2 separate regions of the Homo sapiens genome follow, and region 2 is linked to region 1. A link is a loop called in an ENCODE intact Hi-C map of the cell type or tissue named here. Cell type or tissue: Caco-2. All regions are shown on one strand. Each heading gives the region's core, and the rest is flanking DNA. Links, peaks and the distances in the headings are about the cores only. Region 1 has its middle 25 kb from the start of TMEM37. Region 2 overlaps SCTR (secretin receptor).

Region 1 (15,949 bases), core at 3,669-11,668:
TGCATTATTCATTTTTTTTTTTTTTAATTCTCTTCCTGTAGTGAAGAGATGTTCTTGAAAATGTCAAAAAGGCCTGCAGACACCTTTATGGGTAACAGCAAAACAAAAAGAGGAAACATTTATATGTATAGCACAGGAAGTCAAGCTGTTGAAAAAGCTGGAGAGCAGTGCAAATGCAAAACGTCTTACAGAAGAGTATAGTGTTTGAATGGCCATTATATATGACCTGAAGAAACAGAAGGATAAACTGTTGAGGCTCTACACTGAGAGTGATGAACAGAAGAAGTTAATGAAACATAGAAAAACACTGCATAAAGCTAAAAATGAAGATCCCAATTGTGTATTGAAAGAGTGGATCTATCAGCATTGCCATGAACACACGCCCCTTAATGGTATGCTGATCATGATACAAGCAAAGATGTGTCACAATGAACTAAAAATTAAAGGGAACTGTAAATATTCAACAGATTCTTTGCAGAAATGTAAGAAAAGACATAACATTACATTTTTAAAGATTTCTGGTGATGAAACATCTGCTGATCACAAAGCAGTGGAGGAATTCACTGATGAGTTTGCCAAGGTCATTGCTGATGAAAATCTGATGCCAGGACGAGTCTATAATGCTGATGAAGCATCATTGTTTTAGTATTATTGCCCCCAAAAGACACTGACTACAGCTAATGAGACAGACCTTGCAGGAATTAAGGATGCCACAGAGAGAATAACTGTGCTGGGATGTGCTGATGTGGCAGGCATGCTAAGTGTACACTTGCTGTGATAGGAAAAAGCTTGCATTCTTGCTGTTTTCAAGGAAAGAATTTATCAGCTTATTATTATGCTAACAGAAAGGCATGAATCACTAGGGACATCTTTTCTGATTGTCTTCACAAACATTTTGTACCAGTGGCTTGTTCTCACTGCTGGGAAGCTGAACTAGATGTTGACTGCAAGATTTTGTTATTTCTTGACAACTGTTCTGCTCATCCTCTGGCTGAAATTCTCATAAAAAATAATGTTTATGCCATGTACTTTCCCCAAACATGGCTCTATTAATTCAGCCATGTGACCAGGGTATCCTTAAATCAACAAAGAGTAAATATAAAAACTCTTTCTTGAACAGTATGCTAACAGCAGTGAACAGAAGTGTGGGTGTGAAAGGTTTTCAAAAGAAGTTTAGCAAGAAGGATGCCATATATGCTGTCGCAAATGCTTGGAACACAGTGAAGACAGTTGTGTAGGCCTTGAACAATGTCTGGCCTGCAACTATGTTCAGTGATGACAATGAACAAGGTGGTGATTTTGAAGGATTCCGTATGTCAAGTGGGAAAAAAGCAATGTCTGACCCCCTTACATATGCAAACAAACAAACAAACAAAAAAAACAACCTCCAGAATCTGTCTCTAAGCTGGGAGAAGTGGATATTGAAGAAGTTTTCAAGATCAATAAGGAGACTCTAGTTGTTCATTCATTTACTGATGGTGAAAAAGCCAAAATGGCTCTAAATCTAGTTGATCATAATAATAGAGATATGAAGATGTTATTGTTAATGTAACACTGCAGAAAAAGTGCCTATAGACCATGTGGTGAAAATGTGTGATGGGCTTATTGAAGGGCTGGAGCAGTTTAACAGAGCAAGAAATCATGTCAGTTTATAAAATCCAAGAGAGATTTTAAGACAAAAACAGTTGTGAATAAGGCAGAGGACTCTGGAGGAAACATTCTAAAAGCCATCCAGCAGAATACCTCCTCATCTCTACAAGACCCACTTCCTGGGCCCTCAACTGCTTCTGATGTTTCTTCTCACCTACGAAATAAAGTACAGCACACAGTAACTTTTTATTCAAAACATATTAGCTGGACCCTGGGGGCTCATGCCTTTAATCCCAGAGTTTTGGAGGCTGAGGTGGGAGAATGGCAAACCCAGGAGTTGGAGACCAGCTTGGGCAACATAGCGAAAACCATCTCTACAAAAAATAAAAAAAATTAGTTGGGCATGGTGGCATGTGCCTGTAGTCCCAGGCAGAGGCAGGAGGCATGGAGGCAGGAGGCAGGAGGATCACCTGAGCCTAGGGAGATTGAGGCTGCAGTAAGCCATGATCGTGCCACTGCACACCAGCCTGAGTGACAGAGTGAGACCATGTCTCAGAAACAAACAAAACACAAAAAACAAAAAACAAACCCCACTAAAAATGACAACAAAAGCCTGCCGTTGTTTGTTGCTGTTGTTTTGCAGCTGATCCAGGTGTTCTGGTGATGCTACTATGCTGCTTAATTACCATGAGTACATTATTTTTTCACTCTATTAATGATATGTAAGATTTTTTACTCTTAAATATTTACATGTGAATAATGGTAAGAAAATGATTGCCTATCGGTAGCATATAAATTCAGAGTCAGGAGTGATGGTGATGCCAAACAACCACAGATTGTCCACATGGGTGGCTGCGATTGTGACACCTTTGCTTTCTGAAGGTTCGCTTTGTTCCATGCACAAAATTACTAAAAAATTGTATAAAATTACCTTTAGAATATGTGTATAAGATGTATATAACACATCAGTTTAATGTTTAGACTTGAGCCCCATATCCAAGACATCTCATTATGTATAAGCAAATATTCCAAAATCTTTTTAAAAATCTGAAATCTGAAACACTTCTTGTCCCAAGTATTTTAGATAAAGGATACTTGGCCGGGTGTGGTGGCTCACGCCTGTAATCCCAGCACTCTGGGAGGCTGAGGCGAGTGGATCATGAGGTCAGGAGATCGCAATCATCCTGGCTAACATGGTGAAACCCTGTCTCTACCAAAAAATAGAAAAAACTAGCCGGGCTTGGTGGCGGGCGCCTGTAGTCCCAGCTACTCCGGAGGCTGAGGAGAATGGCGTAAACCCAGGAGGCGGAGCTTGCAGTGAGCCAAGATCGTGCCACTGGGCGACAGAGCGAGACTCCGTCTCAAAAAAAAAAAAAAAAAAAAAAGGATACTCAACCCGCATTGAATTAACATAGCATACTTGGCGTCACCAAATTAACATAGCATACTTGGCTTCGCTGCTGAATTCTACCAAATAGTTAAGCACTAGTGCCAATGCTACTCAAACTATTCTGAAAAACAGAAGAGGAGATGATACTTCCAGACTCATTCTACAAGGCCAGCATTACCCTGATCCCAAAACCAGACAAAGACACATCAGAAAATGAAAACTACAGGCCAATATCTCTGATGAATATTGATGCCAAAATCTTCAACAAAATACTATCAAAGTGAATTCAACAATATGTTAAAAAAATCATTTATCATGACCAAGTGTGATTTATCCCAAGGATGCAACGGTGGTTCAACATACACAAATCAATCAATGCGATACATCATATTTACAGAGTGAGGGACAAAAAAAATGATAATTTTAATGAATGCTAAAGAAGCATTTGGTAAAATTCAATATCTCTTCATGATAAAAACCCTCAACAAACTGGGTGGAGAAGGAGCATACCTCAACACAATAAAAGCTATATATGACAGACCCACAGTTAGTATTATACTGAATGGGGAAAAACTGAAAGCCTTTCCTCTATGATTTGGAACACAACAAGGATGTCCACTGTCACCACTGTTATTCAATGTAGTACTGGAAATTCTAGCTAGACCAATCAGATGAAAGAGACATGAAGGGCATCCAAATTGGAAAGGAAGAAGTCAAATTTATCCTCGTTTGCAGATGATATAATTTTATATTTGGTAAAACCTAAAGACCCAACCAAGAAACTATTAGGACTGATAAACAAATTCAGCAAAGTTGCAGGATACAAAGTCAACATACAAAATCAAAAAATTTGTAAATGTCAACATCGAACAATCTGAAAAGAAATCAAAGCAATCCCATTTACGATAGCTACAAATAAAATAAAATACTTAGGAATTAACCAAGAAGTGAAAGATCTCTGCAATGAAAATTATAAAACACTGACGCAAGAAATTGAGGAGGACACAAAAAATGGATATTCCATGTTCATGGATTGGAAGAATTGATATCATTAAAATATCTATACTACCCAAAGCAATCTACAGATTTAATGCAACCCTATCAAAATACCAATGACATTCTTTACAGAAATAGAAAAAAATCTAAAATTAATATGGAACCACAAGAGACCAAGAATAGCCAAAGCTATCCTAAGCAAAAAGAGCAAAATTGGAGGAATCACATTACCTGACTTTAATTATACTACAGAGCTATAGTAACCAAAATGGCATGGTACTGGCCTAAAAACAGACACACAGACCAGTGAAACAGAATAGAGAGCCCAGAAATAAATTCATACATCTACAGTAAACTCATTTTTGACAAAGTTTCCAAGAACATACATTGGGGAAAAGACTGTTTCTTCAACAAATGGTGCTGGGGGAAAACTGGATATCCATATGCAGAAGAATGAAACTAGACCCCTATCTCTCTCCATATATAAAAATCAAATCAAAATGGATCGAAGGCTTAAATCTAAGGTCCCAAACTATGAAACTACTAAAAACAACATTGGCGAAACTCTCCAGGACATTGGAGTGGGAAAAGACTTTTCTTTTTGCCTCAGGCATAGCAACCAAAGCAAAAATGGACAAATGGGAGCACATCAAGTTAAAAAGCTTCTGTACAGCAAAGGAAACAACAAAGTGAAGAGACAACCCATGGAATGGAGAAAATATTTGCAAACTACCTATCTGAAAAGGGATTAATAACCAGAACATATAATGAGCTCCAAAAACTCTATAGAAAAAAAATCTAATAATAGATTTAAAATGGGCAAAAGATCTGAATAGACATTTCTCGAAAGAAGACATACACATGGCAAACAGGTATATGCAAAGGTGCTCTGCATCAATGATCATCAGAGAAATGCAAATCGAAACTACAGTGAAATATCATCTCACCCCAGTTAAGATGGCTTTTATCCAAAAGACAGGCAATAATAAATCCTGGCAAGGATGTGGAGAAAAAGGAGCTCTCATTCACTGCTGGTGGGAATGTAAATTAGTACGATCACTATGGAGGACAGTTCGGAGGTTTCTCAAAAAACTAAAAATAGAGCTATCCTATGATCCAGCAATCCCACCGCTAGGTGTACACCCAAAAGAAAGGAAATCGGTATATTGAAGAAGTATCTGCACTGTCATGTTTATTGCAGCACTGTTCACAATAGTCAAGATTTGGAAGCAACCCGAGTGTCCGTTAACAGATGAAGAAATAAAAAAACGTGGTACATACACACAAAGGAGTACTATTCAGCTATAAAGAAAGAATGAAATCCTATCATTTGCAACAACACGGATTGAGCTGGAGGTCATTATGGTAAGTGAAATAAGCTGGGCAAAGAAAGACAAACATCACATGTTCTCACTTATCTGTGGGAGGTAAACATTAAAACAATTGAACTCTTGGAGATGAAGAGTAGAAGGTGGTTACCAGAGGCTGAGAAGGGTAGCTGGGGAGGGTGAGGATAGAGGTGAAAGAGGGATGATTAAGGGGTACAAAAAAATAGTTAGAAAGAATGAATAAGACCTAGTATTTGCTAGTGCAACAGGATGATGACAGTAAAAAAAAATTAATTGTACATTTAAAAATAAGTAAAAGAGTATAATTGGATTGTTTGAAACACAAAAGATAAATGCTTGAGGTGATGGATACCCTATATACCCTGATGTGATTATTACACTTTGCATGCTGTATCGAAACATCCAATGTAACCCATAGATATACACAACAACTATGTACCCACAAAAATTAAAATAAAACAAAAACACATAATATACTGATTGATGTTCTGTGACCTCAAGTTAATTGGAAAAGTTGGGTCATGTGTCCTTAAGAAGGCAGGGAGCCCACAGGCATTTAACATGCTTTCTATCCATTGTGATGGGCTGTTCCTGCCTGAAGGGGTCAGCTGCAAATATTTGGGACAGATTTATGTGCAACCAGTTACGTAGGTTATTCCAATGTGTGTCTGTGTTAGGGATTACAATATTATTATAATATTTGTTGAGCACTTGTGTACTAGATACTGTGCTAGGCACGCTAGAATGTATTGTTTCATTTATTCCTCACATCAACTTTTTTTTTTTTTTTTTTTTGAGACGGAGTCTCCAGGCTGTCGCCAGGCTGGAGTGCAGTGGCGCGATCTCGGCTCACTGCAACCTCTGCCTCCCGTGTTCAAGCGATTCTCCTGCCTCAGCCTCCCGAGTAGCTGGGACTACAGGCGCCCGCCACCACGCCCAGCTAATTTTTGTATTTTTAGTAGAGACGGGGTTTCACCATGTTGGCCAGGATGGTCTCGATCTCTTGACCTCCTGATCCGCCCGCCTTGGCCTCCCAAAGTGTTGGGATTACAGGCGTGAGCCACCGCACCCGGCCCGCATCAAACTTTTTAGGCAGGAACTACTATATCTCCATTTTAGGGAGAGGCAACAGAAGCACAAGGAAGTCAGGCAGCTGACCCAAGCTCGTTTGCATCTGGGGTTTCAAATCCAGGGCTTTCTGCACCATCAGCACTCTCAGCACAACACTTGCACTCTGGACTCACCACTTGCAACCTGGGTGCTCCCTGAAGGCCTGGGTTTGATTGAAGAGTCTCAGAAATCTCCCAACGGCATTTCCTGGAGACATTTCAGAATGCCCAGCTGCCTAGATGGTGAGAAGAGCACCAGGAAATGCCTCCCTCTGGGGAAAATCTAAGTGGGGACTGGAGCAGACTGTGTGGATTCAGGGCTCTCACGCCCCTGGCAGGCTCGCTGAGCTGGGCGGTGCTGTTAATTCAATGCAGATTGAGTGTCCTTTATCCAAAATGCTTGGGACCAGAAGTGTTTCAGATTTTGGATTTTTTTTTTTTTTTCAGATTTCGGAATATCTGTATATACAGAATGAGATCTCTTGAAGACGGGGCCCAAGTCTAAACATGAAATTCATTTTTTTCATATACATCTTTTACATGTAGTCTGAAGGTAATTTTATACACTGTTTTAAATGGTTTTGTACATAAGACAAAGTTAGTGTACACTGAACTACTGGGGTCACCACCAACACAAATGTCTCAGCCGAGAATAAACTTGGCTTCCCAAGTCCTGTCTGTGGGTAGAGGGCCCACAAATCCCAACACATTCCAACATCTCCCTCTGCTGGCCTCTGCCTGACATTACAGACAAATAATTGATTTATTCCCCACCCAAGTCTGGCACCCCACTGCCACAAACATATACACATCTTGCAGACATAAGAGATTTTAGTGCCTCTGTGTCTCTTTCCCTCTTCTTTTGGTAGCACTGCCCTGTTCTCTGGGGGGAGACTGGCCCTCTCCCCTTGCCCACGTTACCCGTTCCCAATGGAGCCACAGTCTCAGAATCCTGTCATTCCTGGCTGTGGCAAGGGGCACATGGCCTGGGGGTGGTGACAGTAATGGATGGGTCTGAGGGGTGAGTGCCTAGTCAACCTAAATGGGACAGTTCTGGGGCATTATATATACACTTGGAAGTCCCTTCTTCCTCTAGGGTCTCCGTCGGTGGGGCAGTCAGCAGCCACTGCCCTCCTCTCTGCCTAAGAAAGTCCCTCCCCAGCAGGACAGAACAAGGCCACTGCACAGAGACACCCTAGGGAGGGAAGGCTGGAGGCACACTCAGATCCACACCCTGGATCTACATTCCTAGATCCAGGCCCAGTGGGCCAACCAGTTTGCTGTGGGACTTGAAACTGAAGTGGAGAAAAAAAGCCACACACGTTGAAGCTGGGGGCTCCCTAGAGATTTGACCACCATTGCAACTGAGCATGTGGACTTGGCTGTGCACACTGGTCACTGTACCTGGGAATATACTGAGTCAGTCTGCACAGTATTCATTAGCATTCATTTTATTTGTTTTTCAGCCATTTCTTGTGTACATCTTTTTGTTTATTTCCACCCCCAACCCCCATCCCAACTGCCAAGCTCTCTCACTGTCTCCTGAGCAGGGACAGGTGCTTTCATTTTGTCCAGTGGTGCAGGTCCTGGTCCTGCGATTTTAAATTAGAAAGACATCAGGCCAAGCCTCAGTTTACCCAGTGATGGGGGAGCCCTATGGCAGGAGCACACCTGGTCCCTCCCCATCTCCCACACAGCCTCTGGCTGCAGTGACACTGGAACCCAGGGAGGCAGGATGTTCCCAAATGTCCCTTAGTGGAGTAACAAATGGCAATGGCTTGGCAATCATATTGCCTAGAGCTGGGAGTCCCAAATGCAGCAACAACAATTAAAAGTGTAAATGTTAATGCTAATGTCGCTTCTGCATTCTAAGGATGATGGTAAAATTCCCATTTCTCATACAGGGAATAGGAGGAATTCCTCTCGCCATAGTAGTCAGCCTGGCGTCTGGTCCTGCTCTGCCCTGGAGGTCCAGCATCCAGGGCCTGCCATGTTCCTGGATCCCCTTCCCAGGCCAAGGTTCAGCTCTCCATCCCTGCTGCTGCTTGTGTGGTGGTGATCCAGCTCCCTTAGTCAAGGGTCATTTGTTGACCCCTCCCACTTCCAGCTCATATTCTGCACTTTGAGGGACTGGAAGTGCTGTGGTTTGAATGTTCATGTCTACTTCAAAATTCATGTTGAGCCTTAATCCCCAGAGCAACAATATTAAGAAATGGGCCTTTAGGAGGTGATTAGGCCGCTTGGGCTCTGTCCTCATGGGTGAGATTATTGTCCTTAAAAAAGGGCCAAAGGGAGAGACTTTGCTCCCCTTCATTCCTTTTGCCACAAGAGAACACCTGGACGATGCCATCTATGAGGAATAGGCCCTCACTGGACACCGAACCTGCTGGTGCCTTGATCTTGGACTTCCCAGCCTCAAGAACTATGAGAAAATAAATTTGTTTTTTATAAATTACCTGGTCTCAGGCATTTTGTTATAGAAGCACAATTGGACTAAGACAGAAGACTGCAGTTCAAAAATGACTGGCTTGGAGCCAGAGAGGTGCATGGCTCAAGCTTCAAGACTTCTTTCTTAAATGGGTCTCTTCTAAATCAATATTAGCTTTCAAACCTAATATGAGATAAATAATTTTACACCTTCTGTTTTGAGGAGACTCCACCATATTGTATAAGCCCACAGAATTTTCATCCATCTGGCCAGTAGAGGAGCCCTAGGAAGGGCCTAGCCTGACTTAAGGAACTGTGAGGTCTAACATCCAGTCTTGCTTTGTTCTTTGGTGTTTCCAGCTGGGGGATGCTCAGGTGGGTGCAGTCAGGTGATTGGTCTTCTCCATGGAGTCTATCCATGTGGGGGGAGCTTGGGCTTCCTCTCAGCATGGCAGCCTCTGCAAAGTCAGCCCTGGGAGGTGAAGGTGTCAAGAGTGAGCATTCCAGCGAGCAATGCAGAAATGCATGATAGTTTTTCTAACATCCATTTTAAGCTTGCCCTTTCCTACATTATACATTTCTTCAGATCATAAGTTTTGTTGCCCACTCAACACCAGTGCCAGTTTGGAGAAGAGAGAGACCACCCAGACCCACACATGGGGCCAAGCAGAAGGCACCACAGAGACCCAAATCAGTATAAAGTGGGGTTCTAAGGATCAGAAAAAGTGAAATCTCTCCCACGAGCCCCAGCAGAAGGCATGGCCCCTCTCGCTCAAGGAGAGTTGGGATGGGAGTGTTATGATTGGCATACACCAGGTGTGAGTCTGGACCTGGGCACCTGCTAGCAGGTGTGGAGGGAAGAATGGCTCCTGGCTTGGCTGCTCTTGGTGTCAGCCACAGGCCCCTACTGGCAGGGCTTCCTGTCTTCTAGGCACTCCTTAGGACATGAGGTACAGGAGCTCCTACCCTGAGAACATGCAATGGATGGCACCTGGCTCTTCTTTAGGGCCACCAAATTCTGCCAGATTCTGTCCAACCAGGGCCAGCTTCGTGAGTGCATGACCCACACACAGTTCCCTGTTTCAGAAGGACCCGTGCTTGCTTTAAGCTCTGCTGTCACCATTGTCACACCCGGTGACAGTGACACTCCCATCCCAACTCTTCTTGAGTGAGACGGGCCATGCCTTCTGCTGGGGTTTGTGGGAGAGATTTCACCTTTTCTGATCCTTAGAACCCCTCTTTATACTGATTTGGGTCTCTGTGGTGCCTTCTGCTTGGCCCAATGTGTGGGTCTGGATGGCCTCTCCCTTCTCCAAACTGCCACTGGTGTTGAGTGGGCAACAAAACTTATGATCTGAAGAAATGTATAATGTATAATGTAGGAAAGGGCATTTTGACATTCTGAATAGTTTTGGGGCCAGGGGCCCTGCATTTTCATTGCAGGTCCTGCCTGGGAGCATAGGAGATACAGGTTCAAGAGCAGATGGGACCAGAGGCCAGGTGTGTGGATCCAGAGAGGACAGAGTCCTGGGCCTTCTTACCCTGTTAGTCTACAGATGAGGAAAAGGAGGTCTCCGGGGAGAAGAGACCTAAGGGGTCCACATAGCTGGTTAGAGGTGAGACCAAGGCTCTGTGTTTCTACACCAAACTCCTTGAGCTAAAGCAGCTCCTAGGAATACCATGGAGGCATGATAGGTCCAGTGGCCACCCTCTGCAGAGGCAGCACAGAGCTATGGGGGGTGTCATCAGATGGACAGGAACCTGATTCCCAGCTGTGGGACCTTGGACAAGACCCTCAGCCTTCCTGTGTCCTCACTGGGAAACCAGGGATAACACTCATGGCCGTTGTGAGGACTCCCTGGGGTGGAAAGAACCAGCTGTGCCCTGTAAGTAAGTGTTTAATAAGTGTTAGTCCCCCTTGCTTGGTCCCTGCCCCTGGGGACAAGTCACGGCATCCACAGCTAGGGCCGCTGGACCCAGAGCACTGGGGGGACTTTTGGGCTCTCTGTCTGGGTGGGGGCTCCCTCCATGGGCTCGCCTGTCCCTGTGCTGCGAAGTCCACTTGCCTGTGCATGCTCCCCACCTCACATCCAACGATTGGCACAACAGTTGCAGAGCCCTGGAGGCTCCTATCTGAAGTGGCCTTACCCCTTCGTGGCTGGAGGTTGGGGACTTCTCAGGAACGGGGTTGGAGGAGCGGTGCCATGGAGGAACAGGGGAAGCTTCCACTTACTGCCACGTCCCATTCCATGGCTCATCTGCATTCTCAGCACTGGACGCAGTGAGTGGCACATGGCAGTGCTCAGCAAATGTTTGATGAGTCAGTGAATGAATGAAAGAAGAATGGAAACGCCAGGTACAGTGGCTCATATCTGCAATCTCAGCACTTTGGGAGGCCGAGGCAGATGGAACGCCTGACGTTAGGAGTTCAAAACCAGCCTGGCCAACGTGGCAAAACCCTGTCTCTACTAAAAATACAAAAAGTAGCCAGGCGTGGTGGCACGTGCCTGTAATTCCAGCTATTTAGGAGGCTGAGGCAGGAGAATCACTTGAACCTGGGACGGAGCTGAGATTGTGCTGCTGCAGTCCAGCCTGGGTGACAGAGCGAGACTCTGTCTCATCTATCTCAAAAAAAGAAAAAAATAAACCAGAATAGGAACAATGCCTGGAAGGAGAGAGAACTTACCAAAAATGTAAGCAGACAGGGAGGGTCTCCAGGGACTACAGGAATGTAATCCACTCAAGCAATCAGGGTATTTTACAGCCTCCTGCCCTGCAGCCTGGTTTTCCCAAACCCTTTGTGGCATGTGGTCACCTAGTTGTCTGGAACTGACTCCTGACAGACCCCAGCAACTTATAGATGAGGCTCAGTGAACTTTCCTGATGACCATGCTAAAGTATCCACCCTGGGTGGAGCTGTAGCTTTATAACCGTAACATGCAACCCACATGCTGGCGTGATGACTTGCTGTGCCTGCGCCGCTAGGACCCCCCTCTCCATGCAGCAATGCACCCTCTGCTGTCTGCATCACCGCCATAAAACCCTTCTGTCACTTCCGTCAGGGAGACACTGCTTTGGAGAATAAAACTCCTATTGATCAAAACCTGTGTTCTTGTGGGGAGTCATTTGTTACTTGCCAGGCAAATGAACCCCGGTGTTTTCGGGTAACACCTTCAGGCTCTGTTTCTTTTAGGGTCTGATTTTTAAATGCTGAGCAGAAATTTCCTTGAGACCTGTGTAAAGAGTGCAGTGTAGCTGAAGGATCATAAACCAGAAATCTTTGGCCCTGCACCCTGGGTGCTTTCTGAACTTCCGGGATGTTGCAACAGCCTCTGGTGCTTAGAAAAGCACCACCTTATCACTCTTGCCCTCTTTGCCCTTGCAACTGGGTTGTTTCGGTTCCAAGCTCACATGGCTTCTTTCCACTGGGTGGTTGCTGCAGGATGGGGCCAAAAGCAGGCAGTAGAGTATAGAAGAGTGGCTCTCAAACTTCAATGTGAATCAATTACCAGGAGGGCTGCTGAAACCCAGATGGCTGGGCCCTACCCCCAGAGCCTCTGATGCTGCAGGTCAGGGGTGGGGCTCAAGAATTTTTCTTCCATTAAGTTCTCAGGTGATGCTGAGGCTACTGGTCCAGGGACCACACTTTGAGAACCACTGGTATAGATCATCGCACCAAGAACATGGAGACAGGCGCTCCGCTGTAAAGTCCCGGTGACTTGGGTAACCCACCTATCCTCTTTTTGCTGTTTTCTCATCTCTGAAATGATGATAATAACAATCCCTAACTCAGAGTCATTGCAAGAATTAGATGCAATAATATGTGTTAAGCATATGCCACAGTCTCTGGCATATAGTAAGTGCTTGTGATACAGTATTGTGACTCATGATAAGATATATGTTTTTGTTTTGTTTTGAGACAAAGTCTTGCTCTGTTGCCTAGGCTGGAGTGCAGTGGTGTGATTGTGATTCACTGCAGCCTTGATATTTTGGGCTCAAGTAATCCTCCCGCCTCAGCCTCCCGAGTAGCTGGAACTACAGACATGGGCCAGCTACTATTTTAAAATTTTTATTTTTAGTAGAGATGAGGTCTGGATATGTTGCCCAGGCTGGTCTCAAACTCCTGAACTCAAATGATTTTTCCACCTTGGCCTCCCAAAGTGTTGGGATTATAAGTGTGAGCCACCACACCTGGCCAAGATATAATACATATGTTTGGCTTTCATCCCTGTTTCCTGGCACGCAACTCCTAAAACCCTTGGAATCTCTAAAGCAATGTGTCTTGTTGTATGCTGATGAATTAACTGTTGGCTGGCCAAGAAGATTGGGACTTTCACTCCCACTCCTAGCCTTCAGAGAGGGCAGAGGGGCTAAAGGTTAAGTTGGTCACCAATGGCCAATGATTTCATCAATTATGCATATGTAATGAATCCTCCATAAAAACCGAGAAGGACTGGGTTCGGTTGTTTCTGGACAGTGGAACACATGGAAGTTCCTAGGGGGTGGCGTGTCCAGAGAGAGCATGGAAACTCTGAGACTCTTCTCCCATGCCTCTCCCATAACATGTTCTTCCATAACATGTTCATCTGCGTCCTCTGTGTCAACCTAAAAGGAAGAGGCTGAAGTGCAAAATGTGATTTAAAGAGTTTACTTGAGCTGGGTGTGGTGGTTTATGCCTGGAATCCCAGCACTTTGGGAGGCCAAGGCGGGAGGATCACTTGAGCCTAGGAGTTTGAGACCAGCCTGGGCAACATAGTGAGATCCGATCTCATCAAAAAACACAAAATTAGCCAGGCTTGGTGGTACACACCTGTAGCCCCAGCTACTTGGGAGGCTGAAATGGGACGTTCACTTGAGCCTAGGAGGTTGAAGCTGCAGTGAGTTGTGATTGTGCCACTGTACTCCAACATGGGTGACAGAGCGAGACCCTGTCTCAAAAATAAAAAATAAAAAATAAAAATAAGAAAATAGTTTACTTGAGCAAAAATAAGGACAGCTGCCCAAAAAACTCAGACCCAAGTAATCCTGGATATGAGCTTCACGTGGCCTTTTTTGCAGGCAGGTTTTTAAAGGAAACAAAAGTGAAACAGGGAATGGCTGATATAAAGTTCTGTCGGAAATTCTGTTTTTCAGGAATGACATCGATTAGCAATTGGCTATACACTGTTACGCTATAGGATGTGGGTTATATGCTGGGTGAGGCATAATTAGGTTAATCCACAGCTACTCGTGGCAATAGCAAGCAGTTTCAAGAGATGCAACATAGCTCAAAGCAGGCAAGAGGATGTGATCGCAGCAGTCTCATTTCAATGCCTCCTCTCTGGGCCTAATAATTTGAAAGGGCTCCCATTCCTCAGATAAGAGTTATATTCTGGGGTGGGCGTGGTGGCTCACGCCCCTACTCCCAGCACTTTGGGAGGCTGAGGCAGGTGGATCCTTTGAGGTCAGGAGTTTGAAACCAGCCTGGCCAACATGGTGAAACTCCATCTCTACTAAAAATACAAAAAATTAGCTGGGCATGGTGGCGGGTGCCTGTAATCCCAGCTACTTGGGAGGCTGAGGCAGGAGAATCACCTGAACCCGGGAGGTGGAGGTTGCCATGAGCCAAGACCGCGCCATTGCACTCCAGCCTGGGCAACAAGAGTGAAACTTTGTCTCCAAAAAAAAAAAAAAAAAAAAGAGCTATTTTCTTTCCTCATTGTAATATCCTTTATAATAAACTGGTAAACATGTGTTTCTGTGAGTTCTGTGAGCCACTGCAGCAAAGTAATTGACTCCGAGGAGGTAGTCATGGGAACCCTGAGAGCAGCCCATCGGTAAGAAACACAAGACATCACCTGTGCTTGTGATTGGCATCTGAAGCAGGGACAGTCTCGTGGGGCTAGGTCCTCACCTCATGCTGCTTCCAGGTAGACAGTACCAGAATTGAGTTAAGTTATAGGACACACAGCTGGCATCTGCTGCAGAACTGGTTGTAATCCCAACACTTTGGGAGGCTGAGGTGGGCAGATCATTTGAGGTCAGGAGTTCGAGACTCGTCTTTACTAAAAATACAAAAAGTAGCCGGGCATGGTGGCACATGCCTGTAGTCCCAGCTACTCGGGAGTCTGAGGCAGGAGAATCGCTTGAACCCAGAAGGCGGAGGTTGCAGTGAGCTGAGATCGCGCCACTGCACTCCAGCCTGGGTGACAGAGTGAGATTCTGTCTTAAAAAAAAAAAAGTTACTTTGTTCTAGTCTGGATCCCCCAGGGTCCATGCACTGTGCTGTGTTGATTTGTCTCTCAGAGGCTCTCCTCTCTTTACTTCCCCGTAGCATGTATTTTATTTCGACAAAACTGGATTGTTTGTTGTGCCACCCAGATTTTGCTGATTGTATCCCCATGGAGTAGCTTGACGCGTTCTTTCCCTGCCCCCTGTATTTCCTGAAAGCTGATAGATCTGGGGTTTTGATCAGATTGGGGTTAGATTATTTGGGAAGAAGACCCAGAGGTGCTGCAGTGGTTTCATCACATGGTTCCCAGGTGACAGGGAACTCTGGAGAGCAGGGAGACATCTTATTTATTTGTGTATCTCCAGAGCCTAATGCGGGACTGCAGTGTTGCAGTCTATAAACATGTGAGCCCAAAGACCAAGAATTTCAGCAGCGGCCTCTGTAAAGGTGAGAACCTGGCCTCCATTTGCTTTAGGCCCCCTGGACCCAGCAGTGGGTGTGGGCAACTTGTATCCCTTCTCCCGGTCAATGTGATGCTCCCTCTCTGTCCAGGGTCTCCTCCTTACCCTGGATCCACCTCAGACCTGGGCATGGTGGGTGAGTCTGCTCCAGGGCTGTTCTGTCCCAGGCTCTCCCTGTCCCCAGGATGGACAGAGATGGGGGCAGGAGGAAGTGGAGAGTCATCATTTCCTTTTTTCCATGAAAAGCCCAAGAGGAGGCAACGTGGAGTGTTAGGGTGAGGGCTCTGGGGCCAGATGCCTGCATTTGCAGCTCGGCCCTGCCCCTTACCAACTGTGCATCTTGCACAACTTACTTAACCTCTCTGTGTCTCAGCTTCTTACTCTATGAAGAAAGAATAAGTTAGTGCCTAGTCCAT
Region 2 (15,949 bases), core at 2,859-10,858, 85 kb before region 1:
ATGTTTTAAAATCCAATATGCCAGTCTCTCTTTTTAAAATTGGTGTGTTTAGACCATTTACATTTAATGTCACTATTGATATGTGAGGGCTTCAATCTGCCTTTTTATTTTTTGTTTTATATTTGTTCTCTAAGATTTTTATTTCTTAGTTTACTTTTCTCTGCCTTCTTGTGGGTTAGTTGAACAATTTTTAAAATTCTATTTTGATTTATCTACAGTGCTTTTGAGTGTATCTCTTTAAGCAGCTTTTTAAGTTGCTCTTAGATATTCCATTATACATACATAACTTATAATAGGCTACTGGTGTTCTCATGCTCCCAGTTCAAGGATAGTATAGAATCTTATCTCTATTTTTGTCCCTTTATCATCCCGCATTTGTAATATACTTGTCTTAAATATGTAGTTGATATACATTTAGAATAAAATCAGACAGTGTTGTAATTTTTGCTTCAATCATTAACATAATTTAGAAAACTGAAGAGAAGGAAAACCTATCGCATTTACCCACATTTTTGCTTACTGTGTTCTTCTTCCTTGCTAATGTTACAGTTTTCCTTCTTTAACTTTTTCTTTATATTTAGAGAAGTTCTTTTAGCCATTCTTTTAGGGTGAGTCTACTGGCAACAAATTCTTTTACTTTTTCTTATTTGAGAATGTCTTGATTTCCCCTTCATTCCTGGAGGATATTTTTACTGAGTATAGGATTCATGGTTGACAATACTTTTCTTTCAGCACTTTAAAAATATTGTGCCATCTTCCTGTAACTTCTGATGGAAAACCAGTTGTCATCTTAACTGTTTTCCCCCTTTAGATAAAGTGTAGTTTTTCTCTGGCTGCTTTCTAGGTTTTTTCTTAGTCTTTAGTTTTCAAAAATAATGTGCCTTGGTGTGGACTTTTAAGGATTTATCTTCTTTAGGGCTGGTTTGTGTTCTTCAGTCTACAAGTGTATGTCTCTTGCCAAATTTGGGAAGTTTTCAGCCATTATTTTTTGGAGTACTTTTTTCAACTCCACCCTCTTTCTCCTCTCCTTCTGAAACTCCTAAGAAATGAATGCTAGGTATTTTGTTATAATCCCCATCAGGTTCCTCAAGGTTTCTTAATTTTTATTTTCAGTTTATTTTCTCTCTGTTGTTCAGGTTGTGTAATTTCTAGTGTTCTATCTTCTAGGTCACTGCTTCTTTTCTCTATCCACCCTTCCTTCCATCACCATCATTCTGCTTTTGAGCCCATCCACGGAGCTTATTTTGTTTATTATCTTTTTCACTTCTAAAATTTCCATTTGATTCTTCTTTATATCTTTTATTTCTTTGCTTAGCCTGCCTGCCTGCCTGCCTGCCTTCCTGCCTTCCTTCCTTCCTTCCTTTCCTTTCCTTTTTGCTGATGTTTGTATTTCTACATTTGTTTCTAGCATGTTCATAATGCTTTAAAATCTTTGTCAGATCATTCTAACAACTCTATCATCTCAGTGTTGGCATCTGTTAATTATGTTTTTCTCATCCAGTTTGAAATCTTCCTGGTTCTTGATATGATGAAAGATAGACATTTTCATTTTATGTTATGGAACTGTGGATCTTATTCAAGCCTTCTCTTTTAGTTAGCTTTTTTTTTTTTGAGAGGGGAAGTGGGGGGAATGGGTGCTCCCTTCTTATGACCAGGTGAAAATAGAAGTCCAACGTTCCCACTCTGCCTTATTTGACACCTGCAGAGTGGGGGAGGAGCCTAGTGACTGATGATAAGTGTGGGGTGGGAGTATCAGCTCCACACACAGTCTCCACTGACACAGCAGTGGGGGTGGCCACAGTGCCACTCGGTGGTAGTGGAAACCCCAACTCTCCATTAGGACTTCTCTGACACCTTCTGGTGAAGACATGAAGAGGAGGACCTTGTTACTTCTGAACTAGGGTAGTAGTCTAGTTTCCACTGATATCATGGGTTGGGGGAGACTTCATTACCACACAGCAGGGATGAAAGTTACAGCTCCTATTTGGCCTCTCTGGCACTGCCCTGGCCAGAGTTTGCAGTCTCTGTGAAACACACGTATCACCTCCTAACATCACCAAGGCTGGTTACCAGTTATGGCTTGGCAAGGGTGGGGGTCCGGACTCCCTACTTCACCTTTCCAGGGATGTGGGAGTGGGGCCACAGGTTTTCTGTGGTGGTTGGCAGGAGTAGGGTGGTTATTGGCTAAAAGTTTTCTGTTTCGCTAGATGCCCCTTTCCTGGTCGTTGGCTAAAGATCAGGCATTTGCTGGGGTTGTTTTTGTCACTATCTGGCAGTGCTTCCTTATTGCCAACATCTTCAGCTCCAGTCCTGTGATATATGAGGTGGGACTCACCACTGGGTCATTCTTGGGCTCCAGGGCCCCTAGTCCATCTGTCTTCTTCTTCCACTTTTCAGAGTCTTCTTATGTTTGTTTTGTATATAATGTCCAGGATCTTATTTGCACTTAGTAGACGTAATAGGGAAAAGTACATCTAACCCATTTTTCTGGAAGCAGAAGTCTGTCTTTTTTTTCTATATTATATATAAAGCTGTGACAGAATCTGTCTATATAAAGCTTTCCCCACATGTGGGATGGATTCCCAGAAGTACAGTTAGTTGGCCAAAGGGTATGAACATTTCTGTGACACTTACCATCTACAATTCCTTAAATTACTTAAAAGGTTATACCTGGTCTCACTACCTCCAGCACTTTCTGTCCTGTTGAGAGTCATGTTAATTTCTAAGCAGCTCTGAACAGCATGTGTGCTGACCAGTGAACTAACAGGCAGTGCCTGCCAATCTCTAGGTGGATTTTTCCACTCAAGCTCTTCCACTTCCTCCACTGAGAAGCCAGAGGGTGCCAGAGACTATGGGCTTCGGCAAGAACCAGGTGAGACCCCACAAGGAAGAAGACAAGAGCAGGAGTGCGTGAGCTGTGTGCCAATGCCAGCTCTCTTGACAACTGCTATATTCTTAGGGAAACTGCCTGTTCCAATCAAGAGTCTAAATGACAAACAACATGATTAACACATTTGCTGTATGGTGTCGAGAGTAAATGGAAACTTAAGGCTGAGAGGTGGGGAAAGAATGAGCATTCTATGATCCTAGAGCTGGCTGGGCCCAGGTGTTTCTGCAACAGCCGGCCATGACTGATCACAAGCTCTGGGCCAGGGGAGGTGATGTGTTTTTCATGGGGAACATAAACCTTGGTCAGTTGGTGTCATGGAGTCGGGGAGAGGAGCAGTTGCTGCAGCTGGTAGATCCTTTCCGATAGCACTAGTGAAGGGTGGTAACATGTGGAAGATCCTGAATAGGAGCTAATCAGAAGATGACTTCTACTTGCCTCTGAGCCATTTGACCATAGTGCTACCTTAGCTGTCCTTCTCTGGCCCAGAACTTTTGATTACTTGGGCCAATTTGGAATGTGGCTTTGTCTCCAGGGTCTTCTCTCCCTGCTCCATTATGTTGGAATTTCCAGAGACTATGGGCTTCAGCAAGAACCAGGTGAGACCCCACAAGGAAGAGGACAAGAGCAGTAGTACGTGAGCTGTGTGCCACTGGAAAGAGTGAGGAAGTCACAGCTGAGTGCCAGTCCCTCCTCCACTCTCCTGTCCAACTCCTCCCTGCAGTCGCTGTTCTAGGTGTGATTATGCGCTCTTCTGTGGGACAAGAAGATGGTTAAGTGTACATTTTAAAGAACTTGTCTGAATCAAAACTAGGTTTTCAGGCTGGACACAGTGGCTCATGCCTATAATCCCAGGAGTTTGATACCAGTCTGGGCAACATAGAGAGACCCCCTTCTCTCTTTTATGTGTGTGTATATATATCTGTGTGTGTGTGTTTGCATTTGTGTGTGTGTGTGTGTAAATCTATATCCAGGCATGGTGGCACATGCCTGGCCTGTAGTCCTAGCTGCTGGGAGCACTGAGGTGGGAGGATTGCTTGAGCCCAGGAGATCAAGGCTGCAGTGAGCTATGATCACACCACTGCACTCCAGCCTGAGTGACAGAGAACGACCCTGTCTCTAGAAAAATAGAAAACAAGACCAAAGAAAACAAAAAACACTAAGCTTTCAAAAAAGAAAACACTCACACAGTTGGAGTAGCATAAAGTAAGTCCCACAGATGTAGAATAAGATGCTGAGAAAGCAAACAGCTTGTTGGGCTCAGGAGCCTTCATAAACTTAAAAGCAAAATTTGCAGTGGACAAGCCACAGATGATTTGCACATCCCAGCTTTCCCAGCTGTGTTCTGAATTCTCTCCCAGGAGTGGCTGCCTCCACCTTTCCTGCAGACCAGGAGATCCTTGCAGGCAAGGGCTTTGCTTTACTTGAATCCCCATTGAATCTGCATTGTCTTGCCCCATTCTCCCCCATGTGGCAAAATTGAGTTAGTGGCAATGATGAGCATCCCTGGTTTTGGACTTGCAGACTGGAGCCCTTCCCCGACTATGTGACGTGCTACAAGTGCTGTGGGAAGAGCAAGACCAGTGCCTGCAGGAACTCTCCAGAGAGCAGACAGGAGACCTGGGCACGGAGCAGCCAGTGCCAGGTATGAGGCTTGCCACAGCCCATGTCCTCTCTTGGGGGTGGAGCATGTCCGGTCCTGCTGGGCAGGGGGAGCTTATCCTGGGCCAGGATGGGATGTGGGAGGCTGGTCCAGCTTTTCTCACTCAGACAATCAGCTGGTGGGGCAGGGCTGGAGTGGTTCTGGTGAGCAGATCGCATGGACCCCAAAGCCAGATCCTCACCACTCTTCCTTTCTCTGGGCAAGTAAACATAGCCGGTGTTTTCCTATCATCAGCTTCTGCATGCTGACTTGGCCAACGTAAGAGCTTGGTGGGAATTTCTCTGCAAGACAGTTCTCCTCTCATTCATCCTCCCACCTCCCTGCCAGCTCCATGAGTGAGGTAGTAGGAAAGGCAGCCTGGGTCCACAGTAGTGTGGCCTGCCTGCTAGGTGACACTCACCGGCTGTGTGAACACAGGCAAATTATTTAGCCCTCTGAGTCTCCATTTTCTGATTTATAGAATGGAGGTGGCCAGGCGTGGTGGCTCATGCCTGTAATCCCAGCACTTTGGGAGGCTGAGGTGAGTGGATCACCTGAGGTCAGGAGTTCGAGACCAGCTTGACCAATATGGTGAAACCCCACCTCTACTAAAAATGCAAAATTAGCCGGGCGTGGTGGCGCATGCCTGTAATTCCAGCTACTAGGGAGGCTGAGGCAGGAGAATCGCTTGAACCCGGGATGCAGAGGTTGCAGTGAGTTGAAATGGCACCATTGCACTCCAGCCTGGGCAACAAGAGTGAAACTCTGTCTCAAAAAAAAAAAAAAAAAGAAGAAGAATGGAGGTGATAATGTCTTCTTCAGGATTATAATGATAAATGAGATAAAGTGTGTTAAATACAGCTGCCTTGTAAATATTGCTAATTTAAATGTTAATTATTATTATTAATCAACACTTTAAGCACTAAGTTTATATTTAAATGTTAACTTTATTTTTATTCCCTTACTAAACGTCTCATCTTTGCTCTCTGTCATCTAAGGATAAGGAGGGGTATAGCATTAAGAACCCACTGCCAGGGTTCAAATGGACATCTGTACATGGATGTTCATAACAGCCCCCTTCACAAGGATGAAGAAGTGGAAACACCCCTAATGCCCATCAACTGACGAATGGATAAACAAAATGTGGTTTATCCATCCAATGGGATATTATTCAGCCTTTAAAAGAAAGAAGTGATGATATGTTCTACAGCATGGACAAACCTTGAAACATAATGCTAAGTGAAACAAGCCAGATACAAAAGGACACACATTGTGGCTGGGTGCAGTGGCTCACGCCTGTAATCCCAGCACTTTGGGAGGCCAAGGTGCACAGATTATTTGAGGTCGGGAGTTCAAGACCAGCCTGGCCAACATGGTGAAACCCCATCTCTATTAAAAATACAAAAATTAGCCAGCATGGTGGTGGGCACCTGTAATTCCAGCTACTCAGGAAGCTGAGGCAGGAGAATCGCTTGAGCACGGGAGGTAGAGGCTGCAGAGATCATGTCATTGCACTCCAGCCTGGGTGACAGAGTGAGACTCTGTCTCAAAATAAATAAATAAATAAATAAATAAATAAATAAATAAATAAATAAATATTAAAAAAGTAAAATAAAGGAACACACTGTATGATTTCACTGATATAAAATGTGCAGATGAGCCAAACCTGTAGAGACAAATTAGATTAGTGCTTGCCAAGGCTGAAGGAAGGAACAATGGGAAGTGATTGCTTGAGGGGTACAGGTTTCCTTTTGGAATTGGTAAAAATGTGTTAGAACTAGATAGAGGTGATGTTTCCACAATATTTTATTATGAAGGTACTAAACCACTAAATTGTACACTTTAAATGGTTAATGGTTAGTGTTATGTTATATGATTTTTCTTCCATTTGAAAAGAAAGACAGCGGGAAAGAAAAATAAACAGAACCCAGGCTTTTAAATTAGACAGACTGATCTTGAACAAGGCCTCAGTTTTGACATCTATTTTATGGAGTTGGTGTGAAATGAAAAGCATTCATTCAAAGAATGCTTATTTAGCACTTGGTGGTGTCAGGTGAGTGGTGAGAAACAAGCGTTGTCGGCTGTGCTCTCATCACTTAGGAATGCGTTTTGCAGTGTGTGGCAGGAGCCTGATACACTGGTTTCACCAGACAGGAATTTATTTGTTGCATATTACAAAAAGAGCTGGAGCAAAGTTCCAAGATGTTGCCATATTCCAGATTCCTCTCTTTTGCCTGAATGTGTGGCTTCTGTCCTCATGGTCATATAATGGCTGCTGTACCTTCAGGGAGGAGAGAAGAATACCTGCATTTCTGGCAGGAAGTAGAAGAAACTCACTAGAAGGAAGGATGAGATATACTGGGAAGCCAGACTTTCCTGACACTCTCCAGTGTCTCCAGTGACTTCTGTGTATACTTCATCAGCTGGAATAGGACTGCATGGCCACCCCAGCTGCAATGGATGTTGCAGGTTGAGTTTATAGCTGTGCATGTAGCCACCTGGAGCAAAACCAGGTCCTCCTAGTAAGAAAGAAGAGAAGGATGGCAGTGGGCAGCCTTTGCCATTGTCCCCATGACTCAGCCTGGTGAGGGAGACATGGATCAAGTGATTAGAAATTGATTGCCGGGCACAGCGGCTTACACCTGTAATCCCAGCACTTTGGAGGGCCGAGGCAGGTGGATCACCTGAGGTCAGGAGTTTGAGACCAGCCTGGCCAACAAGGTGAAACCCTGTCTCTACTAAAAATACAAAATTAGCCGGGTGTGGTTGTGGGCGCCTGTAATCCCAGCTACTCAGGAGGCTGAGGCAGGAGGATCGCTTGAACCCAGGAGGCTGAGGTTGCAGTGAGCCAAGATCGCACCATTGCACTCCAGCCTGGGCAACAAGAGTGAAACTCTGTCAAAAAAAATAATATTAATAATAATGAAAGAAAGAAAGAAACATGTAAAATGATGAGATAAGAACAGTATGTGGGTCTGCCTGAGTGTCTAATCAGGAGGCTTCACCTGGCCTGGGCCTCCACGAGGGCTTTCTTGAGGAAATGACGTTTGAGCCAAGGCCGGAGCCTGACTGGTGGTTGCTGGGCACAGACATGAGGGATCCTGCTGCAGGATGAGACCACAGGGGCTCATCATCCCTTGGGGGATTTTCATCCTATCCTAAGAGAAGCAAAAGCCTTGGAGAGTCTTAGGAGGCCAGGAGTGTTACCGTCTGCATTATGAAAAGATCACCTCTGCCACAGTGTGGGAGGTGAACTGGAAAAGGACATGAGTAGTTCAGAGAGACTCGCTGTGAGCCTGGTGGTCTAGGCAAGAGATATGATCATTGGGACTGGATACGATGTCATTGTTTGGATTCCCCAGAAGCAGGTGATTCCAGGCCAGATCTGTAGGACTGGGAACCGAGACAGGGAAGAGAAGAAAGCTGGCAAATGTTGCATCATCACTGTGGGCACTTGTGGAACACACGCCTCCAAGTCGCACAGGAGCTGGAGGATGCATCCACCAGTGCCCTGTCAGTCAGAGATGGGGCTGCTTCAGAGCGAGCAGTTTTCATTCCCTTGCACTTCCAGCCTGCTGTGCTTAGGGACAATCAGTAGCTAGAGAAAGCCCCCAGACAAAGGGATACTGGGCCAGTGGGTGAAAGTGAGATTGGTGTGCCCAGAAAAGGTTAAGGCTAAGGAGTTACAAGCAGGTTCCACTGCAAGGGCTGGAGAGGTACACCCCCGTGGCAGAGCTGTGTGGGTGGGGACACTGACCACACATGGTGATGAGCTGGACTGGGAATGAGGTGAGAGATGGAGAATCCAGGATGGCCCCCAGGTGTTTGACTTGAGCAATTGGAGGAAGGAATAAAGGAAGATCAGCATTTTGGAGGAGAGGAGATAAAAAATCACACATGTAGTTTTAGACGTGTAGAGGTGAGACTTCAGAGTGGGGATGAAGGCTGGGGATAAACCTCCGCATAGGCGGCAGGTGAGGCTGAGGTTGCACCAGGAGAGTGCAGGAGCGGGAAGGGAAGAGAACCCAGGAGCCAGCCTGGAGCACTCCCGGCCCTCATTTGTCAGGAGCAGCTGGAAGCAGAGGAACATGAGGGTTTGTGAGCAGCGGAGGCAGCAGCATGGATGCTGCAAATGTGCTTTAGCCCATGCACTCGGCCACTGCGCAAGGGACAGGGACAGAACAGACATCTCTCCCACAGTTTGAGCCTTTGCTTTCCCTCTACCTGACTGCACTTTCCCTCTGGCTCCGACTGCACTTGGGGAGCTAGACCATGGTCTTATGGCATTCATGGGGGCACCAAAGAGAGCCTTCTGATTTCCTGCTACCCCCGGAAACTGCGTCTGGGACAGCAGGAAGCAAGGCACCAACAAGGCCAGCCAGAGGTGCAGCCAAATTGTGGGTGTCCCCCACCTCCTGTCCCCAAGGACAATGCCTGAAATTCCAATGACAGCAGCCCTGTGAGATAGGGCCTAGAATGCGGAGTCTCTGGTGGGGCTGATGGTGAACTTTCGTTTACACGGAGAAGTAAGGGATGATTATTTTAACATAACATGTGTTTAAAATGTCCCACTGTTCTCCAGTGGTTCCAGGATGAGGCCCAGCTCCTGACTTGGCCCCTGTCCACATCTCCACCCCAAACACTGCCAATCAGCTCAACTGTCAACCAAATTGCTTGCAATTTCCTGCCTGTCCATTTCTTTCCTGCCTCCAACCTTTGCACATGCAGACTGCTCTGCTACAACACCATTCTCCATCTTCTTCCCTCTGAAGCTACCCACCTTTTCAGACTCCTCTAGGAATGATGTCTGAATGCCCATAGCTCCCCTGGTCAAGCGAGTTACCCCGACTCCTGCAGGATACTGTTTCTCTCTCGTCTCGCACCTCTGCACTGCACTGTAAAGGTGTGTTTCCTGGACTGTCCCTGCCCCAGCCTGAGGCAGCTACAGTGTCGCCTTCTTTCTTCCTCAGTGCTTGACACAGGGCTTGCCAGACCGAGTATTCAGTGTGTGTTTGTTGACTGACTTACTGAGTGAATGAGGGCAGATACATGACTGAGAGCAGGGAGAAAGGATAAAACAAAAGACAGCTGGCCCCAAGGAGAGAGTGGGAGATGAGGTGGAGCCTTGGAGGCAGGTGAGGCCCCCGCAGAGGACACAAATGCCACCAGCTGCCCAACTTGTCACAAATTAGCTGAGGCGAGCAACGTGGTCCTGGTCACCGGTGGAGGGATGCTTTCCAGGGTCTAACCTTGGGGGAGAGAGGTGAGTCCCTGTCTTCCCTGGCCTTCCCCTATGGAGTGGTGAGCCGGCTCTGCCTGCCCCACTCAGGCTCTGACTAGTGACCACGCCAGATGGGGTTCCTGCTCCCCTCTGGGCACCCAGCATTCCTGTTGGGCTCTCACGGTTCGAGGAAAAGACTCTCCCCGTGGCGGCAGAGGGTCTGCTGTGAGGCCACTCACTGCTGGATCTGACGAAATGAGCAGGGCTGAATGCCAGGCAGAAAGCAAATAGAGTCAGCCGGAGTCGGTGCCACTCTTCCTTTATGGGGCTCTTGGGCTAGAGGATTCTCCCCACTCCTCAATGTGCCCATTTTAAAGTGGGGAAAATAATCTGATCAACTTCATGACGCTGTTGTGGAGAATAAGTGAATGACTACCTGAAGAAGGCAGAAGCTCCTCTCATGGCCTCTCTGTCCCAGCCCTTCGGTGCAGCCAAGCTGACCTCTGCCATGAATGGCTGGTGTTCACTTAGGCCCTCAGCCCTGCCTGTGGGTGGCGCCTCTTCTGCGAACCTGTTGCCCAGTCACCTTACCAATGCCAAGTGCACATTCACATTACTCCGGGAAGTTGCACCCACGTCCATGTCTCAATTCCAGGTTGACCGATCTGAGCAGAATCGGTCATCTTTCTTCCCTAAGGCTCCCCATGCAGTGAACCAGCGCTTTCCGCCAGGTCCTGACCGTGCATCCAGGGCTGAGAAAGCTCACTGGGGATTCCTGCCTGACTTCTGCCTCACACTCACTGGGGGGACCTGGGCAAGCCCTGACCATACCCCTCTCTTCCGGACCTTACTCTGCTTAAGAAAAGGGCTCCCCTGGCTTTGCAAGAGCTGTGGTGTCTGGCCAGGCCCTGGCGGCTGAACCAAGGAGGGCCAGCGTGCAGGTGGGTGAAAGGGTGGCTCAGCTGGCCCCCCACCCATCACAAACAGCTGTCACTGGGATCTGTTTTGCATAGTGACCTTCTGCAGTGTGCATTTAGGAAAGGGGATCTGTTACTTTGAAAACATGGTTTTAAAGCTCCAAAGAGGCCCAAGGACTCTGCCTGCTGGAAAAGTCTTCAGATCTGCCCCACTGAGGGGGTCAGAAGCCAGGGCCAAGGGCTCCATCTGGGAGTGTGGAGCGGGTGTGATGTCTGAGGAAAAATCCCCTAAAAGACTAAGAGGAGAAATGGCCAAGGCCTAGATCTGGTGTCCAGGGGGCCTCTCCCAGCACCGAGACTCTATCCTGACACCTGTGTGGGGGGAGGGGCTGCTGGGGCTCTCCGTTGAGGGTGCAGGGTTAATGGTTAAGCTCCCTGGGGTAGAGGTTAATGTTTGAACGCCAGACCAGTCACAGGAAACACCACTCAAGGAGCTGTCACCGAGCCCGCCACACTTATCACAAATAAAAAATTAACTCTTCAGCCATTCCGGGTTAGGTGGCCAAGGTCTTACTGGCATTTTCTGGGAACGTTTCAGGGTCACCCTAATAGCTGCACGGCCTGCCCCACAGGGCTATTTATTACTTTGTTTACAGAGGCCAATACCCCCTCAGAGCTGGCAGGTGGAAGGGCCATGGCTCTCCCCAGGGGAAGAATGTTCCAGAAGGACAGTGTGGTGACAGGAAAGGTGTGGGCTTGACAGTCAGACAGACCTGGGCATGTGTCCTGCTGTGTCACACAGGTGCTCTGTGACCTTGAGCAAGACACTGGTCCTCTCTGAGCCTTAGTGACCTTGCCTTCAAGTGGGGTCATGACATCCCATTTTCCTTCTTGTCTCTACCTGCTGGTTGCCCACTCCACAGAGCATGGGTCCAGGAAAACAGGCTTTTTATTTTGTACCTTTTTTATTGAGGTGAAATTCACATAGCGTTAAATTAACTGTTTTGAAGTGAATAATTCAATGGCAATTAGCACTTTCATAGTGCTCTATGCAGCCACCAGCTCTGTCTCATTCCAAAATATCTTCATTACCCCAAAATAAAATCCCTGTACCCATTAAGTCATCACTCCCCTCCTTCCCTGTCTGCAGCCGCTGGCTATTACTAATCTACTTTCTGTCTCTGTGGATTTGCCAGTGCTGGACATTTCATATCAACGGAAGCATTTGCTATGTGACCTTTTGTGTCTGTCTGCTTTTGCCGAGAATAATGTTCTTGAGGTTCATCCACGGTGTAGTATGAATCAGTTCTTCACGCATGCTGGCTGTTAGTGCAGTTTTCTCTAACATTCCTAGCTCCTTTCTGGAGTTGCCTGGCCCCCGATGCCCTCTGGCAGCCACACCGTGGACCATCCTCCACGGCTGCCCACAGCTCACCTCTGCCCATTCTTCCCTTGGCACCACTGATCTTGGCTCATTTTTCCAAAATATGGCAGCTTATGTTTGTATAACATTCTAGGCAATTTAAATTTTTAGTTCTTAAAACAACTGTGCAATAAGCACTATTATTACTCCCATTTCATAGATGAGAAAACAGGCTCCAAGGGGCCCAGGATCGCACAGAGCCGAAACAGGACTCAGCTTTGCCGTCCAGTCTAATCAAACACAGCACAACTGAGCTGTGAATGACTGATAACCTTACCCTCCCGAGAGAAAGGTTTTCCATTAGAGAAAACAAACAAAGACAGAGATTGCTGCTGGCAATTAATCCTTAATTCGCTTGAAAGGTGGTATGAAATGAAGAGCTTTAGGTCAGGTGAGGAAGAGTTCTCGGGTGGATGAGGAGGGTTCTGTGGAGGTGGCACACACTTTGTGCAGTCTCTGGAAGGCGAAGGACTTAGCTCCCCGTGCTCAGAAGCTAGCCTGGGGCTGGCCTCCTGGACATAGATGGGCCAGCCTGCTCCAGAGAAGTGGCTGCTCGGCCTCAGGGCTGGAAGGGTTCTTCATCTCATGTAGTGCAGACTTCATTCAGTGTCTGATGCTCTTCCGTCTCCTAATTCCATGACTCTCTCTGCTTGAATACTTTCAGTGATGGGGACCTCATCACTCCCAAGATAGTTCATCCCATCAAACAGCTTATGATTCCTGGTTCCAAGACTCTTTAGCTGTTTCTCCTGCGATGTGTTTTTAAATACCCTTGTTGCCCTGGGATTTCAGCTCCTCTAGCCCCATCCTGACCACAGCTCCTGTGCGTCCAGCCATCACAAAGGAGAGCGACACCTTCTTGACTTAAGACTGTAGGTCAAGTCATTAGCAAAGTTGAAGAAACCTCACCAGGCTGCCCCTTGGATGGCCTGGGGCTGGGGCCATGGCTGAGCCAAGAGAGGCAAAGAGATACACGATGCAATTGGGAAACAGGCCGCTGTGCAGGAGCTCGTCCTAAGCCACTGTGGGTTCTGGGGAGGAGAAAGGGATGAGTGGGGGTGAGCAGTGGAAGTGCCTGAGAGATGGATGTGGCGGTCCGCGGGCAGAGGAAAGAGCAAACACCGGCAGAAGCAGAAGGTAGGAGAGGACAGACACAAGGCCAAGACAAAGAGGAGCTGTGGCTTCCCTGGTGACCCCATCAGCCGATGAAGTGAGCACCAGGGACATGGAGGGGTGTGAGTGGCCCAGTTCAGCATGGCCCCGGGGGCCGGGCTGTTCCTGGCCCCCTGCCACTGCAGCCTGACACATTGCTCCAGAAATAGTCCCAGGTTTTTATCAGGCCATCTGAGCTTATTTATAAATAGAGGACTGGAGGATAGAGGCTCCATGCCAGGTGAATGCAGGGCAAACTCCCAGGCACTGTCCTGCCCTCTGAGATGGCCCTTTCCCCTCTCTCAGTCCTCCCCCAACCCACCCAGACCTGCCTCTGGGGCCACCTCTCTATCCCTGTGGGCAGGACAGAGGAAGCTGACATTGCTGGGTCTGCTTCAGACCTGGCCCAGGGCCAGGGGCTCCACAAATATAAAGACCAGGAATCTTTATCTATAAACCCCTTTGGGCAAAAATAGAACTTTCTCCGTTTTCTGACTTTAATTCTGATTGCATTCTCCTGGGATGGCAGACATTTCTGGATCTTCCCCTGCAATTTTCCCAGGTGGCTAGAGATTCACGTAGCACCACCACGTTCAGGGGGATCTCGCCTGCAGCTGATGATGGTGTTAGTCACAGGTGGTGACTGGCAGAGCCCTGTCTATCCTGGGCCACTGGCCCCTCCTGTGCTTTGCCGGGAGGCATGGGCTCGGCAAGGCTGTGTGTGGTCTGCCCATCTAGACCTGCCCCCACAGCTGTTTCTCCTCTGGGCCATCCCACCTCCTCAGGGCTGGCTGGGCAGCAGGGTATTTGCACCTCTTCTGGAACCCTCCATGTCCCAGCTCATCACTTCCCCTCCATCTCTCCCCAGTCTCTGGGAATTCTTGCTCTTTTTCTGTTTTCTCCCAAGTGCTTTGATTATCCCAGCATACCTCTTCATCCCCCAGAGGCCTTTGGAAACCTAAGCCAGGAAGTTTTCCTGCCTTTCTCTGTGACTTCAATCTGAGGAGGAAGGAGAGAGAAAAGGCAAAAAACAAACAAACAAACAAAAAAAACAGGAGAAGAAAAAAGAAGAGATTGATGGATCAGAAAGTATTCCACCGCACCCACATATCATTTAATTCTCTCAAAAATCCTGGGAAATATTACTGTGCCCATTTTATAGATGAGGAAACTGAGGCTCACAGAGGTTAAGTGTCATACCCAAAGTAGGCTTGGGTCCAAAGCCCATTCTATCTCCACCATACCACCTCCCTCAACCTGGTATCCCATGCTGTCCTCCTGGGCCACGGGCACTGGGGCAGGCAACCCCTCCTCCCCAGGTGGTGGCATTGTCTTCTCTTGTTTCCCCACTTAAACTTCCCAGCCTTCCATCCCATCCCCTCCAGCCAGACAATTGGTGGCGGAGGTGGCCATCAGAGACGACAGAGGCGTGGGAAGCCCTGCTCTTCACATGCTTTGGATCTGCCTGCCCACACAGCTAATGTATATTCCTTCTAGCCCTGGCTCTCCTGGGGCGGTGACCCCTCCCTCGTGGCTCAGTAAGTGTGGCCCTATTGACAAAGCTCCCCCATCCCCTATCTCAATGAATGCCGCTTACCCCCAAGTCAGGCAGTGAGCTGTGCTGCTCTGGAACTAAAACTGCCCAGGATGACCCTAGTCCTGGGCTGTGTCCCTTCCCTGCCAGGGCTCCCTGGGAAGGCCAGAGCCAGGACAGGTATCCGAAGCTAAGCTGGGAGCGCTCTCCCCTGCCTCCCATTCCTGCTTGGCTTGGGGGACTGGGGAGTCCCGGAGTGGAGTCTGAGATGCTGCATTCAAAGCCTGGGGACCGTGCAAGGCAGCCTCCACAAGCACTGAGGAGGCCACAGGGACTGTCCAGCTCCCCCAAGCCACATTCCCTCCAGCCTGGCTAGAGCCACGCACCTCCTGTGCTATGATTTCCTTCATATGTTTTCCTTTCAATCAATGGACTTTTAAAAAACTTAGCCTCATCCTAAACAATAGTAGCTATAAAATCACAGATGTGATATGCTAGTTTTATAATGTTTCTAATACACATTTTCTTTAAAAAAGTGCAACTATGAAAAAATGTTCAACCATGTACCAGCCAAAAGCACAGGCCACCAGTGAGTGGTGAGCTCATCGCACGCTGGGAAACCCTGGGTCTGTTCTGTGCCTTCTGTGCCCAGACGCTGGAGCCAGGGCTGGGAGAGAACAAGGCAGTGTCACTCGTGTTCAGGAAACGATCAACACTGTGGGGGGCTAGCAGCCAGGTCTGCTGCCACCAAGGCCAGCCTGGAGGAGGCAGCCTGTCCCAGGCTGGGGAGATGGGAAGGCTGAGTGGGATCCCAGCTCCATTATCACCAGCTCTGTCACCCACACTTCTCACTTCCCCCTCTTGGAACCTCAGCTTCCTCATCTCCGCCGTGGGGCAGTGACCCTACTCACCCTTGAGCTGCTGTCAACCTCAGCTCCAGGATGTCTGATGTGCATCCAGCACAGGCCTGGCATGGCCTGTCCCCAGGCATCCCTGGGGGCCCTGCCTGACGTGACCCAAGTTAGGAAGCCTCTCAGACGTGCTGGCACCGTCCACATCTGTCTGGCCAACCAGCCAGGCATTGTCCAGCCTCATGGCCTGGAGCCTGCGGCTGGTACCCTGGCTGACCTGGCCAGTCCAGCCAGCACTGAATCTGTTTTTCCACAAGTGAGG

Evidence for each region. Hi-C counts contacts between places; a loop is a spot of excess contacts. Peaks named below come from ENCODE experiments on the same cell type or tissue, not always from the same donor. Only the 100,000 strongest peaks of a DNase experiment are listed, where the experiment ranks them.
Region 2: it touches region 1 in a loop (4-fold over the local background); 2 of 110 quality-filtered maps call a loop at or near these places.

The regions. Positions count from the first base shown.
Region 1 is chr2:119,399,102-119,415,050 of GRCh38, reverse strand. No RefSeq gene overlaps it. Among named protein-coding and RNA genes, the nearest start is that of TMEM37, 25 kb to the left of the region's middle. In Caco-2, for the core only: a CTCF peak has its summit at 7,167 (motif pointing left); a DNase peak (open chromatin) is centred at 7,140.
Region 2 is chr2:119,483,011-119,498,959 of GRCh38, reverse strand. SCTR (secretin receptor) reads left to right here. Exons shown (of 13, transcript NM_002980.3): 2 at 4,412-4,532. SCTR-AS1 (SCTR antisense RNA 1) reads right to left here. Exons shown (of 2, transcript NR_147847.1): 2 at 11,614-13,121. Among named protein-coding and RNA genes, the nearest start is that of SCTR-AS1, 15 kb to the right of the region's middle. RefSeq lists enhancers at 9,398-10,317, 7,496-11,903. In Caco-2, for the core only: no CTCF peak of the experiment used is centred there; a DNase peak (open chromatin) is centred at 6,629.